Regions from separate parts of the Homo sapiens genome. Here regions 1, 3 and 4 are each linked to region 2. The links are chromatin contacts, found by Hi-C in ENCODE. All regions are on one chromosome and are shown on one strand. Each heading gives the region's core, a stretch centred on a gene start or an enhancer-like site at or near the end of the contact. The rest is flanking DNA. Distances are from core to core; before and after follow the strand shown. Region 1 holds the start of NUF2 (NUF2 component of NDC80 kinetochore complex). Region 2 holds the start of TADA1 (transcriptional adaptor 1). Region 3 holds the start of GORAB-AS1 (GORAB antisense RNA 1). Region 4 holds the start of SCYL3 (SCY1 like pseudokinase 3).

Evidence for each region. Hi-C counts contacts between places; a loop is a spot of excess contacts on that map. Pooled maps may share reads with other maps.
Region 1: a loop to region 2 is called in a pooled map, with 12 times the contacts of the local background. The contact joins the promoter of NUF2 here to the promoter of TADA1 in region 2. A Hi-C loop is called at or near these places in 2 of 37 single-sample maps with no recorded cell type and 9 of 50 pooled maps.
Region 3: a loop to region 2 is called in a map of B cell, with 14 times the contacts of the local background. The contact joins the promoter of GORAB-AS1 here to the promoter of TADA1 in region 2. A Hi-C loop is called at or near these places in 1 of 168 maps with a recorded cell type or tissue (B cell), 1 of 37 single-sample maps with no recorded cell type and 6 of 50 pooled maps.
Region 4: a map of CD4-positive, alpha-beta T cell shows a loop between it and region 2 (5-fold over the local background). The contact joins the promoter of SCYL3 here to the promoter of TADA1 in region 2. A Hi-C loop is called at or near these places in 3 of 168 maps with a recorded cell type or tissue (CD4-positive, alpha-beta T cell, IMR-90 and naive thymus-derived CD4-positive, alpha-beta T cell) and 8 of 50 pooled maps.

What each region holds. Positions count from the first base shown.
Region 1 is chr1:163,320,658-163,323,674 of GRCh38, forward strand. It overlaps NUF2 (NUF2 component of NDC80 kinetochore complex), which reads left to right and starts at 1,297. Exons shown (of 14, transcript NM_145697.3): 1 at 1,297-1,555. It overlaps LOC127814295 (a long non-coding RNA gene), which reads right to left and starts at 1,078. Exons shown (of 5, transcript NR_182654.1): 1 at 965-1,078. It also overlaps a transcript of RGS5 not described here. RefSeq lists enhancers at 1,037-1,246, 1,287-1,516.
Region 2 is chr1:166,874,167-166,877,549 of GRCh38, forward strand. TADA1 (transcriptional adaptor 1) reads right to left here and starts at 2,098. Exons shown (of 8, transcript NM_053053.4): 1 at 1,994-2,098. The coding sequence starts at 2,067. RefSeq lists silencers at 1,555-1,954, 1,985-2,034 and an enhancer at 2,435-2,484.
Region 3 is chr1:170,530,842-170,534,005 of GRCh38, forward strand. GORAB-AS1 (GORAB antisense RNA 1) reads right to left here and starts at 1,768. Exons shown (of 3, transcript NR_125958.1): 1 at 1,607-1,768. GORAB (golgin, RAB6 interacting) reads left to right here and starts at 1,325. Exons shown (of 5, transcript NM_152281.3): 1 at 1,325-1,443. The coding sequence starts at 1,383.
Region 4 is chr1:169,892,575-169,895,695 of GRCh38, forward strand. It overlaps SCYL3 (SCY1 like pseudokinase 3), which reads right to left and starts at 1,322. Exons shown (of 13, transcript NM_020423.7): 1 at 1,214-1,322. RefSeq lists enhancers at 490-1,077, 1,078-1,665, 1,340-1,749 and silencers at 760-819, 1,060-1,139.

The DNA of each region.
Region 1 (3,017 bases), core at 47-2,546, 3.6 Mb before region 2:
TTTTTTTAAAATCTATTTTCTTAATGTCCTTTTGGGTCTTACTAGATTCCGACTTTGAGACTTACATCAGTAAATAGACATTGAAAGGAAAGACAAAAGCCCTGAACTAATGATATGAAATGTATTTTTATTTAGAATTGGTATAGACTTCACTATCAATAGGTTTAGTTCTTCAGGACAGGACAAAGCAGCGGAATTTGTGTCTACATTCAATACAACCTTTCTAGCACTTTTTTCACATAATTCAGTTCAGGTTCCCCATCCAACACACGACTGTCACCAGATGATGCTCTACTCTGTGACCAGATACAAGTCCTATTACGTCTTCTCCTGTCCCAAACCTCAATAAAACTTAATGGCTTTCTCCCCTGACAACCAGGCCTGCCATGGCTTCCTAACTTGTGTTAAATGCAGTGTTTCCACTCTTGCCAAAACAAACAAACAAAATACCATGTAAAAAAATACAGATTTCAGGGCCCCTTATCTGAAGAATGCAACTCACTCAGGAATGTGCAAATTTGGGGAACAGTTCAGAGGTGAAAAGCACTGATCGAAGAGGGAGAAGCTAAAATCAGGAGACCTGGTTTCTACTTTACAGTCCCACTTACTGTATAACTTCTAACAAATCACTTCTCTCTGAGTCCAGTTTTCATATCGGTGAAAGCGAGAGGATTTGACCAGATGAACTGTTATGTTCCTTCCACCTCTTGAAGTCGTGCTTATGAGCACAGAGTCAGAGGATGTGTGTTCATATCCCAGCTATGCTACTTGTGAACTACTGTGCGCAGAGAACTGCATTCTCTGATTCAGAGCCCTCACCTGAGGGGATGATAGTATCTCTCCACTATCCCTTTTCTCCCCTTTAATGAAGTCTAAATGAGATGATGCTTATAAGCATCTAACAAAACCCGGCACATAATCAATGTTCAACAAGTTATTATTACTCTGGAATTCTATAAATTACCTCTGTACTTCCTCCCTTGTCACCCTGAACTTAGTGAAGTTTCCTTCACTTGGTTTTGCTCTTCAACTCGGACCCCGAAAACGCTCTAAACGCTGGCGGAAGTCACGCAGAGATGGGCTAGACGCTCAACCCCGGTCTCTTCCCCGAAACCGCGGTGCTCCCACTTCCTGCAGTCCGAGGTTCCGACTCGACGCCAGCTCCGCGAGCAATGGTTCCGCCCTGCGCCCTGCCCCTTCCATGACAACTCCAGTCCCACCTGCCTGGCGTCTCTTGAGCCCAACCGGCATCCGTCGCGGTTGGACGTGGGCTTGGCGGAATGGGGCGGGACTTCCAGTAGGAGGCGGCAAGTTTGAAAAGTGATGACGGTTGACGTTTGCTGATTTTTGACTTTGCTTGTAGCTGCTCCCCGAACTCGCCGTCTTCCTGTCGGCGGCCGGCACTGTAGGTGAGCGCGAGAGGACGGAGGAAGGAAGCCTGCAGACAGACGCCTTCTCCATCCCAAGGCGCGGGCAGGTGCCGGGACGCTGGGCCTGGCGGTGTTTTCGTCGTGCTCAGCGGTGGGAGGAGGCGGAAGAAACCAGAGCCTGGGAGGTGAGGGGCGGGCCCGTCGTTACTTTTTATTTGATGTTAGTCCCAGAAACAACCAGAGCTCAGTTCCTACTAAACTAACGGGTGTTTTCTGGTGCAGCATAGACCGAAGAAGACGAGCTTGAGCTGAAATTGTTCAAGTTAGGCATACATTTATGTGTGATTTTTGGAAAGGCGGTGGTAATGTGGTTTATTTGGCTGCAGATGCTTGTCAGCTTTTTACACATCTCCGTTGCCAAACGTTTCTTAACCAAATCCAAAACCATGAATGAAAAGGTAAAAATATCACACCTAATCCAAAATTCAAAGGAAAAGAGCAGCGCATATATAGCACTACGCATGCATAACGCCATCATTGTTCCTTTTAAAAGTTCAAGGAACGTTTTACTTAATTCATTGAAGTTGGGAGCCATTTCTGTTTATTTTTGTTTAATCTCTGCCTCGTGGAACTGTGATGTCCACAAATAGTTTATTTTAACAAAACGAAGTGTGTAAAATTTAACAGAGTACTTTTAGTACCTACTCACTCTGCTCAGCATCGTGGTGCTGCAAATAAATGAGAAACCAGATGAGTAATTATAGGTTAATCTTTGCTACTCGTTAGACAGAGTATTACTGCATATATATTAAGTCATTTATATACTTTATCCCACCTAGGAGCTCAAACTATGTAGTTGGAAAGTGTCTTCATCTCTCGTTAATGAATAAATTGTAACTGAAATTGTACTTCGAAAGAATGATAGAATTTGGATATTGGAGGAGGTTCCAAAAGGAAATACTGGAAGTTTGGGAAAGTTAGGAGACTAACTTGGAGCAGAAATTTCATTCAATTATTAAAGGGTTTAGAAGCCTAGCAGAAAAATTTGAATTTGATGTGGTGGGTAAGGTGAGTAATTGAAGTATTTTCATACAAATATTATATGATGCGTTAAGTGTTTTTATAAGGATTAATCTGATAGCAGAGTGCCAAACATTAGAGAAGAGAGGAACAAGTGATAATAATTATGAAGATACTTTACACCTACGCTTTCTATTGCAATACTCTCTAATTCAGATGCAGCTTTTTTGGAAAAGTGACTTTTTCTGAAGTCTTTCTTTGGTCCAGTCCTTTTATGAACAGTTTTTAAGGCTGTGACTTAGATGAAAATGTAGAATGCATATTTATGCTGAAGGGAACATCTAATATGTGATGCATCAGAATCTGGATTCCAAAAGATCCCAGCTCTGTGGCCTGGCAAGGTGGCTTATGCTTGTATCCCAGCACTTTGGGAGGTTGAGGTGGGAGGATCACTTGAGCCCAGAAGTTCAAGACCAGACTGGGCAACATAGTGAGACCCTATCTCCACACACACACAAATTAACAGGGCGTGGTAGTGTGTGCCTGCTGTCGTCCTGGCTACTTGAGAGGCTGAGGCAGGAGGATAGCTTGAGCCTGGGAGGTCGAGGCTGCAGTGAGCTGTGATTG
Region 2 (3,383 bases), core at 848-3,347:
CCCATCTCTACTAAAAATACAAAAATTAGCCGGGCGTGGTGGCAGGTGCCTGTAATCCCAGCTACTCAGGAGGCTGAGGCAGAGAAGTGCTTGAACCCAGGAGGTGGAGGCTGCAGTGAGCGGAGATCATGCCACTGCACCCCAGCCTGGACGACAGAGCAAGACTCCATCTCAAAAAAAAAAAAGGTAAATTTTATCAGTCGGTATTACAAAAGTAAAAAGCTACAGTAATTAGGGTGAAAGCTGTCAATTTTACCTATTAAAATAAGTAAGAATATTTAATTCAATAAGCACAGTGAACATCAATATCGAAAGACAATTTTCGGTGGTACACTATAGTCGGGTGTGGTGGCTCATGCCTGTAATCCCAGAACTTTGGGAGGCCAATGCGGGAGGACTGCTTGAGGCCAGGATTTGAGATCAGCCTGGGCAACACAGCAAGACTTTGTCTCTGAAAAAAAAAACTTTAGCCAGGATTAGCGGGGCGTGCCTACAGTCCCAGTTATAGGCTCACAGCAGGGGAGGATCTCTTGAGCTCAGGAGATCAAGGTTGCTGTGAACTGTGTGATCAGGCCACTGTACTTCGGCCTCTGCCACAGAGCAAGACCCCAACCCCCAAACACAAAGTGAAACATATCTCTGGGCGTAAATAAATGTTCACCAAAAATTAAATAATTATGCTAAAATAACAGTTTAGATTTTAATTTTAATCTTTTTATAGTTTCCATTATTATCTTGTTAGGATGAAAAGTAGACTGTCAACTCTGCCACCCCAAAATTTCACATGAAGGAAAAACTCCAAAATTCATGTATGACATCCAACCTAAGTAATTTCAATCCAGTAATAATAAAGAACAGAGAAGGATGAAAAGAAAGTATTGGAGAAAAATTAAGTATTCCCAAATTGCTCCTCCACCAACATCATTTAAAAGTATGCATCCACTGAGTAATGCAAATGTGTAGAATACCAGAGAAGCCATCTAGCAGCAACAACACAGGCACTGTAATTTTAAACGTTTATATTTGCTTCCTATATTTTTGAAAAATAAAGTTGTAATAACAACGTTTTGAAAATTTCCAAACTCTTCCTTGTATCCCAGAGGTTCCTTTTTTGCTCTTTGGCTTTGGCTTTGACTGGATACTGATTTTACCCTTGGCCATTCTGCACCTAACCTGACTGTGCACTAGGTCCCCTGCCATAACCTGGATGAAGGTCTGGCTGAGCGTCTCTGGGATCCTTTACAGCCCCTCTAATGCATCAGTCGGGAATCAAAAGCGTGGGTCCCAACTCTGACAGTGACTTTTGAAGAGTTACTTGTCCGCACTAGGTCTCAGTCTTCTCATCTGTCAAATGGGAATAACAACTGTACCTATCTCACATCTGTTGTAAGGATTAGATAATATATTTAGAGAGCTTAAAATGTTTAAAATGTCCGCTACTGCTATCATCACTATAATTGTAGTGTTCAATGACTGTGATTTCACCAGAGGGTCCGTCTGCCTTACGAAATTGCTGTCAAAAGAGCTTACCAATAATCCGTAGCAGATCACACCAGCTCAACAGGCCTCCACCTCCAGGAAGCCCTCCAGGGGCGGGCCGCCCTGCGCTATGCCCTCTGGCTGGACGCGTAGGGCTCCGGCTCACTCCGCCCAAGTCAGCCTCCCGCATCCCGCACGCCCGCGCTGGGGCCCGCACCTGCTCAGCAGGCCCTTGGGTGCGAAGTGCGCTTCTCCCGCCCCACCCAGGGCAGACAGTCCCGAGCAACGGCGCCCGCCGATGTCTCCCGGGCGCCCAGGAGGCCCGGTCTCTCCAGGGCGGTGAGTTCAGGTGGCCCGCCCCGCCCCGGCCGGAGAAACCCCGAAGCCCCGCCGCCGCGGACTCCAGGCTGCACAGGCCCCCGGGCGACGCGGGCGTCTCCGGGGCGGGCTGGCAGCCCGAGGCCAGGAGAGCACCCGCGTGTTGGCCTGGACGCTGTGCTAGGGCAGCTCTTACTGTTTCACGTTGTCCCCCAGGGCCTCGCTTAAGTTCTTCTTGGCCGCCTCCAGCTCGCTCACAAAGGTCGCCATTGCTCCGCGTGTCTCAGCCCGACCGCAGACCGCCCGGCCACCGCGATCAACAACCCAAAAACCAACTCGGCGGAAGGCCTTGGCTCTGGAAGCTAAGCCGGCCGCCGTCAGTCCCGCCCCCAATCTCTCAGAAGTCGTTTGTTTGGTTTTCGGCTCCGCCCGCCTTTTCGCAGGGAAGGTGCCCGGCCAAACTCTGCTCTCTTCCTCCCGCCCCTCGAGTCACGTGATCCGCTTCACCTTGTCGCGCGCCCATCCTAAACCCGCGCGCCCCGCCTCGGCTGCAACGTTGCTGACAGGCTGGCGTGTCCCAAGCTCTTTCATTCTGTTACCGCTGGGGCAATTCCGAATTCAGCCTGCTGTTCTTCTGCCTGGAGGAGTACCTTACCCCTCCATTTAAAAAAGTAAATGCAGTATCAGTTTTACTCTTTCCTTGCCTTATTTTTCCCCGAGCACTAACCGTCTCATATGACATTTAGTTGATTTATCTTGTAAATGTTATGGCTCGAGGACAGGAGTTGTGTTTTATTCACTGTTACCCGCAATTCTCTAGAGCAGCGCCTGGCACATAGTGGATGCTTAATAAGTATTTGAGTAAATGAGGTAACTATGTAAAATTTGGAAAATACACAGAAAGATAAAGATAAAAAGAAGGAAAAAGTGTTTTACCACTCCCGGACAAACACTTAACTGAGAGAGATTTCTCCTTCACTTCGCACACTCCCATGACTTAAAATATTCTATGTTCAATTTTGCACGTTTTTAAACTTAAGGATTTATCTGTAGTATTACATTGTCTTTAGAATAATTTTAATGACAACATATTAAATACCCCCACAGATAGAAGGTACACAACTTGTTTCCCAATTGTTAGACTGTGTCCATTTCTTCTCTATTAAAAAGCAATACTGTAATATTGCTTTTGAAGCATATAGCATAATGAAGCAAAACTTCTTTATGCATAAAACTTTTCCTCCTTTAGGATTATTACTTTAGCATAGAGTCCCACACATAGAATTACTGGATCAAATGATGGGAATATTTATAAATGCCTTGGTGTATATTGTCAAATTGCCTCCCAAAGTTTTTTAAATAATCCTAGATAGCTTTTAGATCTTGTGTAATTTCTCCAAAGATGTCCCCTTAAGTTCATTCATTCAACTTCCTCACTGCCCAACCTAAACCCACAAGCCCTGTCCTGGCTGCAATGCCAGCCGGGCACCTTCTCTTCACTTGAATTCATACAGTGAGCTCCTATTATGTGTCTGGAACTCTTTGAGTACTGGAGATACACAGGTGAAAGGAGATACAAAGGTCAG
Region 3 (3,164 bases), core at 518-3,017, 3.7 Mb after region 2:
TTTCATTTTGTTTAAAAATATCAACACACTAAAGCCAAAGTATTTTAAAATGTAAGCCAAGATGAGGTGTTTTGTTGTTCTTACTGCAAAAATAGTGAAAGAGAACCATGAAAAATAGTATAACTAGGTCTCTCTTGAATCATCCTTATCTATGTGTATTTTGACAACGCTTGCATCTTTTAATCTTTGCAACCATATTTCAAATGAGGAAATGGGATCTCAGGTTAGTGTTCAAGGCAGAACCCGAATTACGGTATTAGGATTCCAGGCAGGATCCTAAGAAATGCTTTCCCATCCCCCAGCACCGACGTTTTACAATGTCTTCTCTGAAAAACAGATTTAAAGGGGAGACTAAGAAATCCCGGCCGGGCGCAGTGGCTCACGCTTGTAATCCCAACACTTTGGAAGCCCGAGGCGGGCGGATACCCTAAGGTCAGGAGTTCGAGACCAGCCTGGCTAACATGGTGAAACCCCGTGTCTACTAAAAATACAGAAAATTAGCCGGGTGTGGTGGCCGGCGCCTGTAATCCCAGCTACTCGGGAGGCTGAGGCGGGAGAATCGCTTGAACCCGGGAGGCGGAGGTTGCAGTGAGCCGAGATCGTGCTATTGCACTCCAGCTTGTGCAACAAGAGCGAAACTATGTCTCAAAAAAAAAAAAAAAAAAAAGTAAGAAAAAAAGAAAAAGAAATCCCTTAAGAGGAAAGTTACATATTATAATTATTCACAAAGGAAACAACCCAAAGCAAAAGAAATCTGAGAGCCGCTCCGGCCTGCGAGAGACCTGGTTATGCCTGTTCCCTTTTCATCAATTATACCCCACCCCTTTTAAATGTTTCTTCATCATCAAAATCCTAAATCTGATCATTTCCTGAGTTAATCTGAAGGAGGCCTCCAGCGCTGTGCACACTCCCAGCAAAACACAAGGATTTTAGGGCACACTAAGAGCCACAGAGAGCACCGCTCCCGCCCCACAGGTACAGGACCCCAAAGGCACTTAGATCTCCCGTTTCCGCCACCGACTTGTTGCTCCTTCCCAAATACCTGTTTATCTCCACCCTTATCCCCATCGCCATTTCCCCCCTTAGCTCCTGAAGCGATTAACCAGCAACAGTGAGAAACAATGAGAGAGAGAGAGAGTAGAGGTAAGCCAGAGGAAACGAATGTCTGCGTGGCAAGGTTTCCTTAGGCAGTTTGTCAGGCACTGCTGAAGGCAGCCTGGAAGGAAGCCGGACCCTGAGGCCGGGGAGAGAGGGCCTTGTGTTTGGAGCCCGATGCACTGATTGGCCGCGGCCGGGGAAAAACCCGGATGAGCTGGGCAGCAGTGTTGGCAGTCGCGGCTGCGAGATTTGGGCACTTTTGGGGGTGCCGGTGGCCCGGGCCGATGGCGCAAGGTTGGGCAGGATTCTCTGAGGAGGAACTGAGGAGACTAAAGCAGACTAAAGGTTACAAGATGGGTTTACAGTGGTTTAATTCTTGGGTCTTAAGGGGAAGAGGCGGGGATGCAGCTTTGGCGGGGAAAGGGGGCGTGGAAGCGGCTACGTTTGTGTTAGCGGAAGGCGCTGTAAGTACGTGGACTGGATTAGGGGGTTTCAGAGGAGGACTTACTGGGAGTCACGACGGGAGGGGCAAGCCAGAGGACTGGGATCTTCTTTTAGAAAAAACGGTCCAGGAATCCACTGTAGGGATTTGACTCTTGTGAAAGGAATGGGACTTGGGAGAGGAAGTGAGCCTACAGCCGGGGTGTCTCCCTTAGGGAAGATTGCTGCAGGAATCAACGGTTGGAAGGTTAGGGTCAGGGTAAGGGAAGGAGGAGGGGCGCACACCGTATTAGAATTGTGATGAATTTATAGAAGCAGATGGTTGGAAAAAAGGAGCACAGGCGTCTGAATAAAGGCAAAAATTCGGTACTTTTCACAATTCATCTGGAGTGTTGCATTCACTTCTGGTTGCCAGATGATTTTTGCAGTACTTCCCAATTTTTGAGAATCAGCAAACCAAAAGGGTCTTTGAGAGGGTAGATGTGAAGACTTTATATGTTTATATACATACAGTCTTACTGACTTTGGAGTAAGCTAACCTTGTGCTTCTCTCTCTGGCTTTATAGAGTAATCATTGAATGGGCTTGTACAATTTTTTTGTTGTTGTGGAAGGAATTAAGTTTGCTGATTGTTGGTGGAAAACTTAGTAATATTAATTGCACTTTGCTTGTGGTTGAAATTTCGCAGTGATCTGTATGGTTATCGTGGTAGTACACACAATTTCTGTAAGAAGTGTACATCACTCTTGGTACCTTAATTCAAATACTTTATTTTGGTAGCAAATGAAGTAAACCTTTTGTTAGCGTTTGTGGGGAAATTGGATGTTGCTCTGGTAGCTTGTGCATTTTTAGCATAAATATGAGAATAATCTAGGGCAGACAAGTGGGAAAAGAAGTAAATTAGTAAGATAGGGCCAATGTAGATTATATCGACTGGGGACATTTTGACTGGTCCAGGGGACTTTAAAAACTCTATCATAAAGGTTAGGCTAAGCTATGTAGTTAACTGACTCTGTGTTGCTTGATATACTCAAATTCTTTTGCTTTGTGTTTTCAACATCCATTCACATACTTTGATATACAGGGTACAAGTGCCCTGGCCTCTGGTCTGACTCCAGTAGACTCATGAGGAGACAAACCACAAAGTTATGTGATAGTAGATATTGCAAGAACTTGCTTCAGAGACAAGAGGAACCTCACTCTGCCGGGGATTGGATGGAGCTTGGGAAGATTTCACAAAGTTTGTGTGTTAGCAGAGGCGCATTTTCCAGGGTAAAGATGACTTAATATAAAAATCTAAATTAAACAACATATTCATTATGTAGAAGTATATTTTGAAATATCTTTGCAACCGGGGGTAGATAGAGGATGGTGAGGACCTGAACTTCAAGGCCCACTGTAGTGTGGAAACCAAATCGCTAGTCCGTGACCACCTCGAGGACGGAAAATATCTTAACCTCCTTGTATACCCGTAGCTAAACACAGTGATTGGCATATAGAACTTCCAGCTCTTCCTCTAAATCTTTTCTCCTTGGATTCCTTATTTGTAAAATTAGAGGATTTGGCCCTTTAATTTTAAAGCCATTTCTAGCTGTTCTCTATCTTTAAAAATTTATTGAATAATTT
Region 4 (3,121 bases), core at 72-2,571, 3.0 Mb after region 2:
GAAAAGGATATCCTAGTATCCCGTAATAGGTATTTCGTAGCACTTAGCATCTCCACTCTATAATAAAATGCTGAGTTGACAGTCTCTGACTTGAATATGCATCAGTCTTCCCTTTAATAATCTCCCTCCACTCTTTTGCCTACTTGGGCAGCACATAAAATTTCTGGACCGCTTGTAGATTAAGAAAACCCTTGTCTAGGTCAAAGGGCAACTCATACACTCAACTAAGAAACCCGTGTGCTCTATGGAAATGTTTCTACCAAATATTTTCTTTTCCCAGCAATTACTCGAGACTACCTTGGTCCTAGCTCCCTTAGCTTGAAAGTTCCAAAGATAATGGCTTGCACTCTGAGTATTAAGGATGCACTGTACTGGCTGATATTCTGGTATCCAGCGGTAACGTTACTCCGGCCCTTGCTTTCGTGTTTCAGGTATATATTCCCTCTGCGGAACTCAGTCCAGCATTGCTAGCTGACAAGCAATACACAATTAAGTCTTTATGGACCAAAATAATTGTGATTTCAGCTCAAGATACATTTTATAAGAACATGGGTCCCTAAAAACAGCAGTTAACAGTGACCCCCAAAATTCGAGACCCGACTCCGAGAATTTCACATGGATTCCTGAATATGCTCTTCCGAGAAATGTTTCATCTTTATTCTAAACAGAAAGCACTATGCCAAGACAGGAGCCAGCTGGGCCTTGGGGGACGGGCACTGGTCTTGGATCAAGAATGAGGCCGCCTTCCCGAGGGCGGGCGCGCCCCCAGGATCCCCCCGGGCTCGGGCACTGCCGCCCCGGGACAGTGACCCGCCCAGCCGAGCACCCTCGCCCTGCTTGCCGCGACCCCGCGGGGTCACTGAAGGGCCGAGGCGCCGCTCTCGCTTCGCTGGCCCCTCACCTTCCACACCTCCCTGCGAGGACCGACTCCGCGGCCGCCTTGGAGAGCTCTGGCCGCGGGCGCCTCACCCGTCGGGGGCCGCCCGCGAAGCGCAGATTACAGGGCGCCCCACAATCAGCAAGGGGAGGCTGCTCCGAAGCTGAGAGCACAGCTCAACCGGCCGCCGGCGCCGCGCCGAGCTCGCTCCCGCGCGGGCCCCAGAGCGCAGACCCGCGAGCGGGGCGCGCGCCCGCCGCCTCCTCCCCGCCCGGCCCCTTCCCCCACGGCGCAGTCCTGCAAGGACTGGGGGCGCAGCGCAGGGCTCCCTGTTACCTGCAGGAAGGCGGCGGGGGAGGAGGCCGAGGGTCTTGGCTCTGGTACCCTGTTGGCCCCCCTGTTGACACCAACCACCCCTGCCTGCCTGTAAGGCTGTGGCCACTACACCCACAATCTTCTGGGGGCCGGGTTTCTCCTACACCATAGAGACGGGTCCGGAAACGGGACAGAAGGCCCACCTTCCTCCCTCCGACGCCACCAATGAGGCCAACTAACCAGGAACCGAGGTAGAGAGGCCGCACAGCTGAGTCTCAGGCCGGTGCCATCTTAAGTGTGGGCGCCGCGACGATACCGAGTTTCACTCACTGCCCCAGTGGTCTAGTTAGTCCACGAAGATGCCCCCTTTCTAGATGTGTTGGTCGAATGCTTAAGTTTGTCTTGACTTGAATTTTTAGGCTTTTAACAGCACAGTTTTAATTTCATTTCCGCCCAAATCCAAAATGGCTGCTGGCCACTTGTAGCAAACAGTAGAGGTGCAGGGCGGAGAAAAGGAGTACGGGAATTAGCGAGGACTTTCAGGAGAGTGACGTCACTCAACCTGTAGCTTTGATTGGCTGGGCTGCGAGGGTGGAGTCGTGCAGAGCCGCTGCTGGCGGAGGTCGTGGTGATCTCGCTTGATCTTTGAGAGGGAAGGTCCTGAATCACATTTCATTTAGCAAAAAGTAATATTTGAAAATTTTAATATTAATGCAGTAGTTTTGCCCCCCTCCATGCTTTCTGCAGTGTCAGTTACCTGTGGTCAAACCTTGGTTCAGAAATGTTAAATGGAAAACTCCAGAAATAAACAATTCTTAAGTTTCAAACCGCCTGTATTCTGAGTAGCCCGATTAAATCTCGGGCCATCCACTCTGTCCCACCCTTGACGCGAATCATCTGTCGCAGGTAGCCGCGCTGTGTACAGTATCCACTCATTACCCACTCAGTAGCTGCTTTGGTTAACAGATGCACCCGTAGTATAGCAGAGATAATGAGAGATACCACCTGCTTATGTTCAGGTAACCCTTATTTTACTTAATAATGGCCGCAAAGCACAGGAATTGTGCTGACAATTTGGATATGCCGAGGAGAAGCTGTAAAGTGCTTCCTTTAAATGAAAAGGTGAAAGCTCTGGACTTAATAAGGAAAGAAAAAGAGTCATATGCTGAGGTTGCCAAAATCTATGATAAGAACAAATTATCCATGAAATTGTGAAGAAGGAAAAAGATTCGTGCTAGTTAACTAAGCACCTATCATGCACTGTGGCTGTAACTTTTGTAGTTTGAGGTGCAACAGCAAAAGACGGAAAAGGCATTACATTTGTGGGTGGGAGACATGAACAGAAAACGTATTTCAGCTGACCGCAGTAAGTTTTGCCAGAAAGTGTTGAGCCTATAGGAAGACTTAAGAAAGGGATCCCCTGAAATTAGGCACACCAAGCTATTTACTGCAAGTAAGGGATGGCTACACAGATTCAGGAATAGGTTTGGACTGAAAAACATAAAAATAACTGGAGAGGCCACATCTGCTGATGAAGAAGCTGCCACATGTCTGGCAGAGTTGAAGACATTGGTTAAGGAGAAAGGCTTCCAGGAGATTGATGGATAAGTTAGGAAAATCATTCAGGTAGCAATGAAACTGCCTTTGCAAAATTATGACTAAGGCAGTTAAAGAGATCCAATTTAACCAACTCCATCTTGTCCTTAACCTCCATGCTATCCTTGTTCATTCCTGGGCATAGGCTGAACTAACTTTGGAAGGAAATTAGTTTATAATTTACAGTTTAAAACAAAAACAATAAAAGCCCTTTCCCAAAACCAACCTCCTTCTTGCCTGGGGTCTAGACTACCAACATTAGCCACAAGATTAGAAATTATGGTTTGGGAGTCATGCAGCTGGAGGCCACAAGATTCTGACCCTCCCTAAACT